Linked DNA regions of Homo sapiens: region 1 is linked to region 2. The links are chromatin loops, found by intact Hi-C in ENCODE. Cell type or tissue: PC-3. All regions are shown on one strand. Each heading gives the region's core, and the rest is flanking DNA. Links, peaks and the distances in the headings are about the cores only.

Region 1 (6,033 bases), core at 725-5,724, 120 kb after region 2:
TATACATACATACATATATGTATTCAAAGAGTGGTAGCACTATAATCTGATATTAAGCATAATTTTATGATGTGACATGTATTTTACAAAGCAAAATAATTGAAAGTTATGCTAGTCAAGCTTTTGTTTAATGGAGACCAGTTTATGCTTGGAGCATTTTAATTATACAGCTATGTTAATTAGCCTATTTTATTACTTGTGGTTTAACATTATTAGATTTAGGTTGTAATCTCTCATGATCATTTGCCTCTGACTTGTTAACTAGCATATTGTCATTAAAATAAATTTTAGAATTATATTGTCAGTGTAGTTAGTTATTATCCCATAAGTAATATAAACAAGTAGAAGAACTTGTGCCAGAGGGTGGAATAAACTCTCTTATCACAATTCATTTTGCAATGTCAAATTTTACATAGATTCTAAATACTAGAAATACCATATGTCTTGTAATTGTGAAAGATGTACAAAACTAGATCTATTTCACCATATTCATGAAGGATATGCAAGTAAATGTTTATTGTAGTGAAATCTGTGGTTGACAAAATGATGAACTATTTATAGGATATTTAAGTGTACTGTAAGACTGAATTGTAAAGTGTACAGACACAAAATATCAGTCTTTAAATCTCCTTGGCTTGTGAAAGGAACTGCAATTAGATGTGTCTAGGATCACAGGAAATTACTTAAAGTATATTCAGGCTATCAGGGTTGATCTGATATTTCAGAGAGATAGTATTTTTGAGGCTCTGTTAAAAAACATGTTCAAAATTACATAGCACAGAAGATTTTCCTTGTCTTTGTGGCCTTGCCAAGATGTTGTTACTTTATCTGTGGTAATTATCTAGGCTGACTGAGCACTCCAGGTTACATATTTTTTCAAATTATAAACTGTTTTATAATAACATAGAGACACTTATTGGTCTCCTTTACAGTATATAAATGTTAAGCCAATGCATAGCTCTGCCCACCTACACCTAATAAAGACATATAGATTTTAACCAGTCAAAGAACATCTTAATTTTAACCACAGGTTTCTGTGTCCTGTGGAAATGACTAAGCAACAATCAGGAAAAGTATCTATCTTTCCCTAGATTTTTAGAATAATTTGATAAGCAGCCAAATATGTATGAGTACTAATTTTGAACTTCAGTTAGTGATCACTGCTTGGGCAGAGCCAAACTCCATGACCCTGGTGGACTTGTTAGCATTATTTTGGAGTGTTAATTGATGCCAGGCCTAGAATGTGAAAGCAACAAGCAAAGGCAATGCTTAAATTGCAGGTGAACCAAGTTCCTAGAATCTCTATTTAACATGCATATTCTACCTTGTTTTATAGTTAATTACTAACATCTCCTGTCCCCTACCTTGGTTTGTTCTCTTCTATAGGGCAGGACCTGGGTGTTATTCATCTTTGGGGCCCCCAAACCCTTAACCTTGTTCCTTGTACAGTTGGGGAGCTCAGTAAATGCTGAGACAAAAATTCATGTCTGGAACTATAAACCACACCCTTCGAACATGATTAGAGGCCCTGTTGAGCTCAGTCAGTGCTAAGGCAATGTTACGTAGTTATTATTATTATTTTTGTTTTGTTTTGGTTTGGTGTTTTGTTTTGTTTTGTTTTGTTTTTGAGACAGAATCTCGCACTGTCGTCCAGGCTGGAGTGCAGTGGCACGATCTCTGCTCGCTGCAACCTCCATGTCCTGGGTTCAACTGATTCTCCTGCCTCAGCTTCCTGAGTAGCTGGGATAACAGGTGTCTGCCACCACGCCCGGCTAATTTTCGTATTTTTAGTAGAGATAGAGTTTCACCATGTTGGCCAGGCTAGTCTCGAACTCCTGACTTTAAGTAATCCGGCTGCCTTGGCCTCCCAAAGTGGTGGGATTACAGGTGCGAGCCACCACACCCAGCCAGTGTAGATTATTATTATATTTAATCTGAAGTGAAAACAAAATACCCACAGCTAAATTTTTTTAAAAACTACCATTCACATTACAAGATACTTCAACTTGGAAGAGTAAAGCTATGGACATAGAGAAATGTTAGAAGGAAGGCATCCCCCACCCCACCCTGCCCAGTACTTGCTAAAAAAAACTATCTTCAAAACCAGCAGTGTCATCTTTCCACCATCTGATGTGCTCTTTCTGGAGGGATGAGAAAGGCACAGTCCCCAGTGGTTATCTCCTGTAAGAAGGTGCTATTTCTTCTCTTGGGTGGTGATTTTTCAGAAAATGGGAAAGAAACATACATGGTGGGAATTCTTCTGAAGATGTGCTTTCTAGGGTCTTTGCCCAGAGTTGGTGAGGTCGGTGTGTACACATAAATTTCAAAACCTCAGACATGTCTTTGCATGTTTGGTCTGACTTTGGCTATGCTCAACCAACTCATAAGAAAGCAAACATACTCTGTAGGAGCAACATCTAATTTCAGTAAGAAAGGCTAATTACAGTGAATTAAAATCTTTATTTATTTAATCTTCCTACAGTTATCCTTTTAATGTGTTCTGTAATTGCAAACCTTTAGTCTGTTAATCTCTGATTCATTAGTGGGCTTCTCAAGTGTTTATTGAGGAACACGTGTAATATTCAGGTAATTACTAATAATCTTTGTTCATAGCACATTCACGGAAATCTCTGCAGGGAGTTTCGTTAGGCTCATCACCACTTATTATCAGTATACAACTTTTTCTAGCAGTCTCCCACCTCTAGAAAGGATGGAATTTGGGGGCTTTAGAATACAAAAGGCAAGGTCTATTCTCTCTTATGGCTAACAAACTCAAATATTAAGTCTGTGTGCTGCTTTCCCTCAAATCAAATTGTCCCATTTTATTGCTGAGGAAAAAGGCAGAGGGATTAAATTACAAATCTCACCAGTTTACACTGTGAGTCAGTGGCAGCACTGGAATTATAACCGGTGGCTCCCAGTCTGTGTCTCAGTTCCTCAAAATGCTTCACCTCCTTTGACACAAAGGTGGAATTATTATACAGCCTAGTGCATTGTGGCATAAACTGCCAGTGAAGGGGGAAAAAGTGGCACTTAGGGCTGGCTTTGGTGGTAAGGATCCCCTGCATTTTTATCCTAGACAAAAACAAACCTTCTTATCTCCTTTTTGATAGCTGAAATCCCTATAAGAGAGGACACATTTTGACGGATGGCACATTAAAGTAAAAGTCACAATAAGGATGAATGATGGATGTGAATGTGTTTCCAAAAGCAGAGCTGAATGGGAGAAGGCAGAAGAGAGCACAGGAACACTACTGAACTAAGAAGTGATCCAGGGGTGATGCCAGAAATGCTCTTTACCTATCTCACTGGTTTGCTTAGGGATTGGTGGCAGTGCCAAAGGGGTGGCTTGGAATGGCTTCCCACTGCCAGTCTCCATCAGTTCCCTCTCCCAAAGCACCCCAAATAATCATATGATCTAACTAAAAAGCAGAGTCGTGTGCTATGCAAATGTAGCCTCAGGACAAATCCTATCATCTACCCCAATCCAACCCTTTGCAATTCAATTACTGCATATTCATATAAAGATAGGAATATATAAGTTATATTAGGTTGGTGCAAAAGTAAGTGCGGTTTTGGCCATTAAAAGATTGGGTGTTAGGCACCATTAAAAGTAATGGCCAAAACCACGATTACTTTTGCACCAAATGTATAATATGTAAGTTATATATGTATATATACTATATATGCATATATAGTGTATAGTGTACAAATATATTTCTAAAGCCTCCACTCCCCAGAATAGACTCGTTCAGTATTTGTTAAGAAGATGATAGATGTAAAATTACTTTGGAAATAAAGGCACTGCATAAATTTGAGATTTTATAATTTTCAAACACCCTTGTCTTGAGACTTTTAAGGCAGCAAAGCCATTTTATTTCTTACAGGCATATCTTTCTTTTGGCCATATCTTCAGAAGTACTCAAACAAGTGGAAGTGGTATATCTATGCTGAGACTGAGTCACAGACTAGTTTAAAATAGAATATCACTGAGCACACAATGAAGACAGTGCGAAATGCTGCAGTCATGATTCTCAGCTAATTTAGAAAAAAAAAATGCTTCAATTAGTGCAAACATTTTTTGTCTTTAAAAAATATGCTTGTACATTTGTTTGGGAACATTGAAAAGCCCTTCCTTACCCTGTTGGCTACCACAGTAACTCACTCAGTATTGTGGCTGGTGAATGACAGGGCCTGTTTCCTCCCATTTGTTAAGTGTGTGCAGTCCTTTGGCTATGAGAACAGCGGCAGATAGGTATCTGGCTCCTTTGCAATGCAGCCTAGGGTTTGAGCCACATTCCTTTCTGTTGTGTGTGATTCTGATCGGATGTTAAGCACCAAATATGTCCCAAGTGTTACTTCATTGTCCACTCTGTCAGTGTGGCAGCAAGTTTCCATCCTAATAAAAGAAGTTACTCAGATGGATATTCCAGATGTATTTAAGCTGCTTTTATTAGGACAATGGAGAAGTCCAACCCTGTCTTCTAAATGCAATCAAGAGTGGTGTGGCTTTGCCTTTGTAATTTTACAAGGGGTTGTATTATGTAACTGGAAAATTGTCTCCCTAAGTAGAGAGAATTTGTTAGCAGAAAATGCAGCTTGGAACATGCTGATGTAAAGCTTCAATCCAAGAGAGAAACCTTTTAAGTTGCTGAAATGTAGAGCAGAGGAAGAAGGAAATTGCTGTTTTACATGATTGACCAAAATGCACTATAATTATATCAACTTGAAACAGATTCCTGAGAAGAACTGATAACTCTGTGATCAGAATAAGTCATGTGTAATGGAACAAAATACTGCAACCAAATACTGCAAGTACTTTCTCTGCAAAGCGTAGACATGATGTATGTGAGATACACAGTAGAAGAGACAACTGTTCTTGCCTTAGCCTGTGTAATGGGGCCTCTCACTGCTTTAGCATAGTTAAGAATGGAAGGGAGGCTTTACTGGGGCATTAGCAGTTACCATGCCTGCCCATCCTTTTGCATTGCTCATGCAACACAGTTTATGGACTCTGCTCCTGTGATGTTATTTTGATGTTGCCGCTCCTGGTTGTAATTAACTCAGCATCACTCATCAGACAGTCAGCTCCTAAGTGAAGCACTCCTCAAGGATTTCATGGACTGCCCTTTCTTGTTGCCTGTTCTAAAATCTGTGGGTAAAGTTTAATTGCAGATATGTAGCTCCAAGATAGTCTTTCTTTATTTCCCCTCTCCCTTTCCCTTCCATTGTCTCTGCAAAGTACTATTTCCCACCCATAAATAGCCGATCATCCCCAATAAGAGTGGTGCTAGCATCTGATACTCTGAAACACTATTTCTAAACAATAGTTTTTGTGTATGGTAATCATCTATTTGCACATCTCTTTCACTTTACTGAAAGCTTCTACAAGGCAGGGCTTTTTCTTATTTCTTTGTAAGCCCCCAAATAGTAGAGTGTATAATAAATAGTTGTATTCAAGAACTCTTATTAACTGAATGAACAATAGATTGGAAATATTATCTATTTGGTTCTACAAAGAGAAAAAGAAATTGCAACTAGTGAGTGAAGTGCCTAGACTTGTGAAATCATCATACTCTGTATACACGTTTGCACAAGCTGTCAGAAAACCCACCTGGGAATTACCTGAGCATGCAGACATCATAGGCAAAGCTGAGGTCTCTGACCACAGAAGGGAAGGAAAGGCTAAGGCTGAATATCTAGACATAGGACGTGCTTGCCTGGCCCATCTGCTGACTTGTTCACAGGCCCATCTGGAACCAGGGCCATGCAATTGTGCAATGGCCATCCTGAGGTAGCCGAAGTGCTGAGCTGAGCAGCAGAAAAGGTCAAGTGCTTTATACTGGGCTTTGACTTCAGCTCCTGTATACCTTCTACCAAACCACTTCAGGTCTCCATGCACCCTGAGCAACCAAGTGCCTGCAGCAAGCAGAGTACTGTAACATTTTCCCAAAGGAAACGGGGTAGGCGGCTGTGGTGTTCGCTTCCCCATTAGAAAGGACAGCTTTCCCTCACTGGCCATTGTTCTTGTCA
Region 2 (6,033 bases), core at 450-5,449:
ATCAACTTGTATTTCTGCCTCCATTTGTAGCAATATTCTTTACTTTTATGTCTCAGTTTCTTCATTAAGTGAAGATAACATACCTTATTTCTCAGTAGTTTGAAAGGATTATGGGGACATTTTGCTGATGGACTGGGTAACCACTTCTTCTTATCCTCACAGGTAGTCCTGAAGAACTAAAAATAATAATAATCTGAGTCAGGGGAAAGAGGTTTTTGGTTTGTTTCGGTTTTGGCTTTTGGTTGTCCTGAGAAGACTGACTAGGATGAACACTCCTAGAAAAAGGAAGAAATCAACATGATTTGGCATGTTCTCAGCAACTGTACCAGCAGTGTTATGAAAAGGTCAAAATGATGATAAACCATCATATATTTCAGTTTGAAAATTAGAATTGATTCACACAACAAAAATAAACTGTGATGGGATGAGTCAGCTTCAGGCAGTGGACCTAGCTTTAGGGCATCTCATCTTGGGTCAGTGTTTGTTTGGCTTTTGAGGTAAGGCTCATTCTACTCAATAAAATGAGAGAAGATGGGACAAACTGTGAGAAAGGGAAAAATGTGAAATTTATCTTTGTTAAGGAGGCACATATGAATTCTGTGGCTTAGAAATGCTTTACAAATGTTCATGAGTTTTCTTGTGTATTGAATAGGACATTCGTAGTCACTTGTTTATGCTTACACTGGAGCCGGCCCTTGGAGCCCCACCCTTCAGGGAGAAGACTGTGGAACAGATGTCGCTCTCCACAGCCTGTGTGGATGAGGGAGAGAGGAGATCCTCTCACTATCTGTGATGTTTCCTCCCCCAGCATGGTTTACTAAGTGTTAGTCATCTCTCAAGGCCCAGCTGCCTCCTTCAGAAAGCCTTCCTTGATACCCTATGCCCTCCACCCGCAACCTGCCAACTCCTACCGCAAGCTGAAGGCAGTTTTCTTCCTCTGGACTCCCATAACAATTTCTCAAAGCCCACTGGGACAATCACTTTTGTCTGCTACTTGTCCACATGTCTTTCCTCCCCTATTAATGGCAGGCTATGGGTTTGTCCTTGCCCGACAGTATGCTGGGCTAGGGTCCCAGGTGTCGACAGGATTCAGGATATGACCTTGACAACTGGCCAGAGGCACCTGCATTTACCTCTGGTCACTCTTCAGTACAGAGGCCAACACGGGAGCATGGCTCTGTGATGTAAATGGAGAAGGATTAGAGCAGAATTTTTATATGTATGAATTTGGGATTTCAGAGGGAATTGGGTATCCTTTTCTTGGAGTGAATTAGGCCCAATCTGTTGCCTTTTATCTCCTCTAATAAATTTAGTGGTGATAATTTTATATTTAATATAAACATCTTTTACTATGTATTTTTTCAATTAATTAATTAAACTTGTTACAGGGAAATATGTTACTAGGAGGTTTCTTAGCCAGCTTTTTAAACAAAGGCTTCTTGCTAACTGGAAGGCCCAGTTAGGTGGTATAAGACTCATACCCTGTTCTTATTTCCAAGCCTTGGCGAAACCTTCCTGACCTGACTTTGCAGTGCTCTCTCAGGTTTGGTACTGTGTAAGCTACAAAGAGCCAAGTGGAACTGTCACTGGGTTACCTGGCATTTCCCCAGACTTTCACAAGGACCGATTTACCAGGGGCAGTTCATCTTGGTCTTACATATAGCAGCAGGGCAGGGACTCAGAGGGACAGAAGCAGCCCTCCAATAGTGTGAATACTTAGAATAGTTCATTTGTGTGCTCTGAAATAAACCCCTACATGTCTAAGACATGATACAAAACAAGCCTAGGGCCAGGTGCGGTGACTTATGCCTGTAATCCCAGCACTTTTGGGAGGCCAAGGCGGGCAGATCACATGAGGCCAGGAGCTCAAGACCAGCCTGGCCAACATGGTGAAAGGGTGTCTTTACTAAAAATACAAAAATTAGCCGGGTGTGGTGGAGCGTGCCTGTAATTCTAGCTAGTCGGGAGGCTGAGGCAGGAGAATCACTTGAACCCGGGAGGCAGAGAGCTGCAGTGAGTTGAGATTGCACCACTGCACTTCAGCCTGGGTGACAGAGTGAGACTCAGTCTTAAACACAGGGACAGTGACTAAAATCTATCTCCCTATGTAGGAAAATATAATAGAATTCTTTCTTCAGCAAATCATAGAGTCTCACAATTGGGAAGACTATAGAGTTCACTTGGTGGACTTGACTGATGTGTGACTCTCTCTGGCATGTAGTAGTAATTCCGCCTTTGCTCAGATTTGCGTTTCTGACTCATTGCCTTCTAAGGCAGAAGCAGCTCTCTACTGGAACCATACCTTCCCCAGTCCCAAAAGATGGGGGTGGACTAGGGGAGGGGCTCAAATCTAAATTTACCCTCCTACTAAAAAGTGCCATGAAGGAAAAATAACTATACCTCTGCACATAATATTTTAGTTTGAAAACTCCAAATTTAGTGTATAAGTAGTATAAGTACTATTTGGTTACTTATGTCCCAAATACAGACTGAACTTCACAAACAGCCGGTCACTTGATTTCATCAAAATTCTTTGCTTGATGGAGAACAGACTAGTGTGACCAGCTTTGGCAGAACATATCAAGGGAAAAGAAAATTGCACAAGTCTTTTCACCACGTTATATTTTTCACCACAGCTGGTCTTTTTCCTCTCCACCACTTCTACCCCTCCAAATTTTCTTTCTGTCCTTGCATAAAATTAAAATCATAACATTTGGTTGCATAGTTAGGATTAATTACTCCAGATACTTTTCATTTATCTTCCTTTCAAATATGTGTGATAGAAAGCATAGATTAAAATAATTAAAATGTGTTCTCCCAACGTGCCTGAGAGCCAAGGTAGACAACTGTCCTACCGCCGTCCGCCACTAGGTGCCAGCACGGTTCTGCTCCCTGCTTAGTTCTTGTCCCAAGATAGTTCAGCGAAGCTTCCAGCTTCTTTAAGAACGTGTACCTTGCATGTATGGCATATTTTTGTGTATTTATATTGTTTCAGAAATTGGACTAGATTTAAGCAAAAATATTCTCAGGACACTTGGCTTTCTAATCGCGAAGAATTTCAGTTTCAAAAAGAATTGAAGGTATAATGAATTTAAGTCATTAGAAACAGCTAGGTGATTTTTTTTTTTAGTTCAAACTCTTAAGCTCGGTGTTAATTGTAAGAGAATGAATAATAGTCTAACTAATTGAAAATTAAACACGTGTAATAAAAATAAATATAAAGTGGTGATGGCATATTTCCGGAGTCATAAGAACAAAATTTTACCAGTTTTGTTATTTTAGGTTTAGCTTTTTACATTGATACAATTATTTCTCCTCTGATGATGTGCATGTAATTTGATGTATCATTGATTTTGCTTCATCTAATTACATGTTCTAAGTTTATTTAAAAAAAATTTATTTAAACATTTGAAAAAATGTTTATTTCAGAATATTTCAAATAAAGACACTATTTTCACACAACCTCTAAAATTATGTATTTAAGTATTTTATTGTATACTTTTCAGTTTCTGTATTTTTAATTTACTTCTTGAGATAAAAATTTGAATTTTTCAATAATTAGCAGTTAATATTTTGACCATTAATGAAGAATAGCATTTAAAATTATTCTGTGAACAAAAGTATAATTATATTTAATTTTATATATTCTAAACTACATAAGAAAGTATAATAAAAAATTCCATGCCATAATTAAATATGCATCACAGATTTTCTGTGCGGAAAATACTGTTAAAATGCAAATTAATGTGGTAAAAACATTTATTAAATGTTGAGACTTATCTGATTCAAGATTTATATCAAAATTATATAAATATAATTTGAATTTATTTGGTGTAGTTTTCTTGATAATGTAAATTAAAGCTACAATCAATGCTATTGCTACAATCACTCCTATATTTAAAAAAGTCAATGTGTAAGTCAAAATACTCTCTATACAATTTTGTGCAGCATAATCTTTGAAAATGATGGAAGCCACAAAATGTTGACTGCCTAAACTATATATTTGAGCTAATAAGAGCATGATTTCTAAAAATATGAGATGATTTTTTTCCACTGTTTTGTGATATATTATGGGATAAGATCATTGCTGTCCCTGATCACATGCATTGTAGGAAGGCCCTCTGTGTACTCCCGGAGTTTGGTTTGATACTAAATAGTGTCAATATTTTGAGTAAAGCTTGAGTAAATTTCAGGAACTTTCCGGACCTATGTAGATATAATATATACTGCATAATTCTTTTACTTCCATTCTGATGGTTTCTTTTAATCTGTAGGAGTATTTTTGTGTGAAAAAAAGAAAAAAGAAAGCAATGAAATGCTGTTTAATCTGAAACAGGTTTTTAAGTTCAGTCTCAGAAGCAAGATCAAATGACCTATCCAGTCATTCTATATCTGCAATTCCTTCACAGTACTTTTCTCCAGTTTCTCAGATCAGCCCAAATCTTGGTTGGAATACTGGATTCTGTACTTTGTCCTTTTTCAGTATCAGACAATCGTAATATGGTCAGAGTTCTATCCAACTTCAAAGATGGTCATCTGAAAGTCTGAAATTCTTTGTTGCTGTGAAGTTCAATGAAAAGATTTCAGTGTTGAATTCAACCCAGACCACAGAACGATTAAATTCTTTGTTTTTGATACGTTGCATGGTAAGATATTGTGTAATCGAGTTGCTTGCAACTTTCTGACTTATTTTATTTAGAAAAAAATGACCAGGCTATTAACTATATATGGCAATTAAAGGAAAGTGCATTGAACATCCTGGCAACACATCACTTTTTTCTGTATTTGATTTAGGCCTCTGTAAAAGGACACCCTCATGCCTTTAAAGTTAAAATACTGTCAATCCCACCATAAACTCCTATTTTTAGGAGTTTTGATTTATAATGCAACCTTTAAAAAAAATACCAACCTACATTCAGAGTAGTATATTTTTTTAAATCTTAGAGAAAATTTTATTAAAATATTGGAATAAACATAGTGTCATTTCCTTTAATTTGGAAGAAAATGAATGAAAAAGAATCAGTGGTTTCAAACACATTTTTCTTCCTTTTCAACTCCAAACTAGCTTAGTTATATGGAAAAGTAATGTATGAACAGATTAATTGAAAGGGGCTGCTGGTAGTCGTTGTTAAAGTTGACTGAGTTCAAGTCTAATGATGAAACTTTGCAATACGCAGTTTAGAATATACACGTAACATTCTTTATTAGATTCTCATTCTATAATACTTACATGAGAAAGGAGGCTTGTACATACCTAAGGTGATTTTTAAACTCTGCTCTGGTACACTGCAGACTGCTATTGACGACGAAGATCTCTTTAGCAAATATGACGTGGAGGAGAACGCTGAATGTAAAACAGATATGTGAAACAATTAGAAACCAGATCTTCTTATTTCTGTGAGTTCACATTCGCAGTGACTAAAATTGTGCATGTTTTCCATTCATTCAGTTTTGATTTTGCTCAAGTGGTTCTAATGGCGCTGATTTTTAAGTTCCTGTGTCTTCTGAATCCATTTTATCCCCTTTTAATGAGCTTAATAAAACGTAAGTAGAATGGTTTGTATGCCATTTATTTTTATATGTATTTAAATATTAAATACATTTCCCTCAAATAAACCATTGGTCTTTCTGATATAAAAAGCATTAAAAAATAAAAGGTTTCTCTCACATAGGACAGCAAGAGGAAGATTTTCAAGAAGTTGGGAGAAAGGAGAGAGGTTGGGTTCTGGGAGATTTGACAAAGCTCCAGGTAACCTGGAGATAGTATGTCACAAAGATTTAGATGGACAACAAGATTATGGGTAACAAAAAGGGGACATAAATCATGTTTATTTGACATGGCCATTTAACAAAAAAAATGCTGTCTTAACAAGCAGTGCACATGAGTATATTCTATTTAATCGTATTGCAGTCAAACCCCTCACAAAAGAAAATATGCATGATAGAGAATTCGTATTTACATTCCCCCCCCACCCCTGGCTCCAGCTTATATGATTTGGAAACACAAACTGCTCCCCCAACCCGACTTTTTTT

What was found. A loop is a pair of places that touch in the nucleus more often than their neighbours do. Peaks named below come from ENCODE experiments on the same cell type or tissue, not always from the same donor. Only the 100,000 strongest peaks of a DNase experiment are listed, where the experiment ranks them.
Region 1: it touches region 2 in a loop (3-fold over the local background); 1 of 110 quality-filtered maps calls a loop at or near these places.

What each region holds. Positions count from the first base shown.
Region 1 is chr14:36,817,411-36,823,443 of GRCh38, reverse strand. The region is part of intron 2 of SLC25A21 (solute carrier family 25 member 21); the gene reads left to right. Among named protein-coding and RNA genes, the nearest start is that of MIR4503, 130 kb to the left of the region's middle. In PC-3, for the core only: no CTCF peak of the experiment used is centred there; DNase peaks (open chromatin) are centred at 2,903 and 4,283; H3K4me3 peaks cover 355 bases; H3K27ac peaks cover 1,934 bases.
Region 2 is chr14:36,939,247-36,945,279 of GRCh38, reverse strand. The region is part of intron 1 of SLC25A21 (solute carrier family 25 member 21); the gene reads left to right. Among named protein-coding and RNA genes, the nearest start is that of MIR4503, 10 kb to the left of the region's middle. In PC-3, for the core only: CTCF peaks have their summits at 2,659 and 2,862 (motif pointing right); DNase peaks (open chromatin) are centred at 2,219 and 2,899; H3K27ac peaks cover 2,398 bases.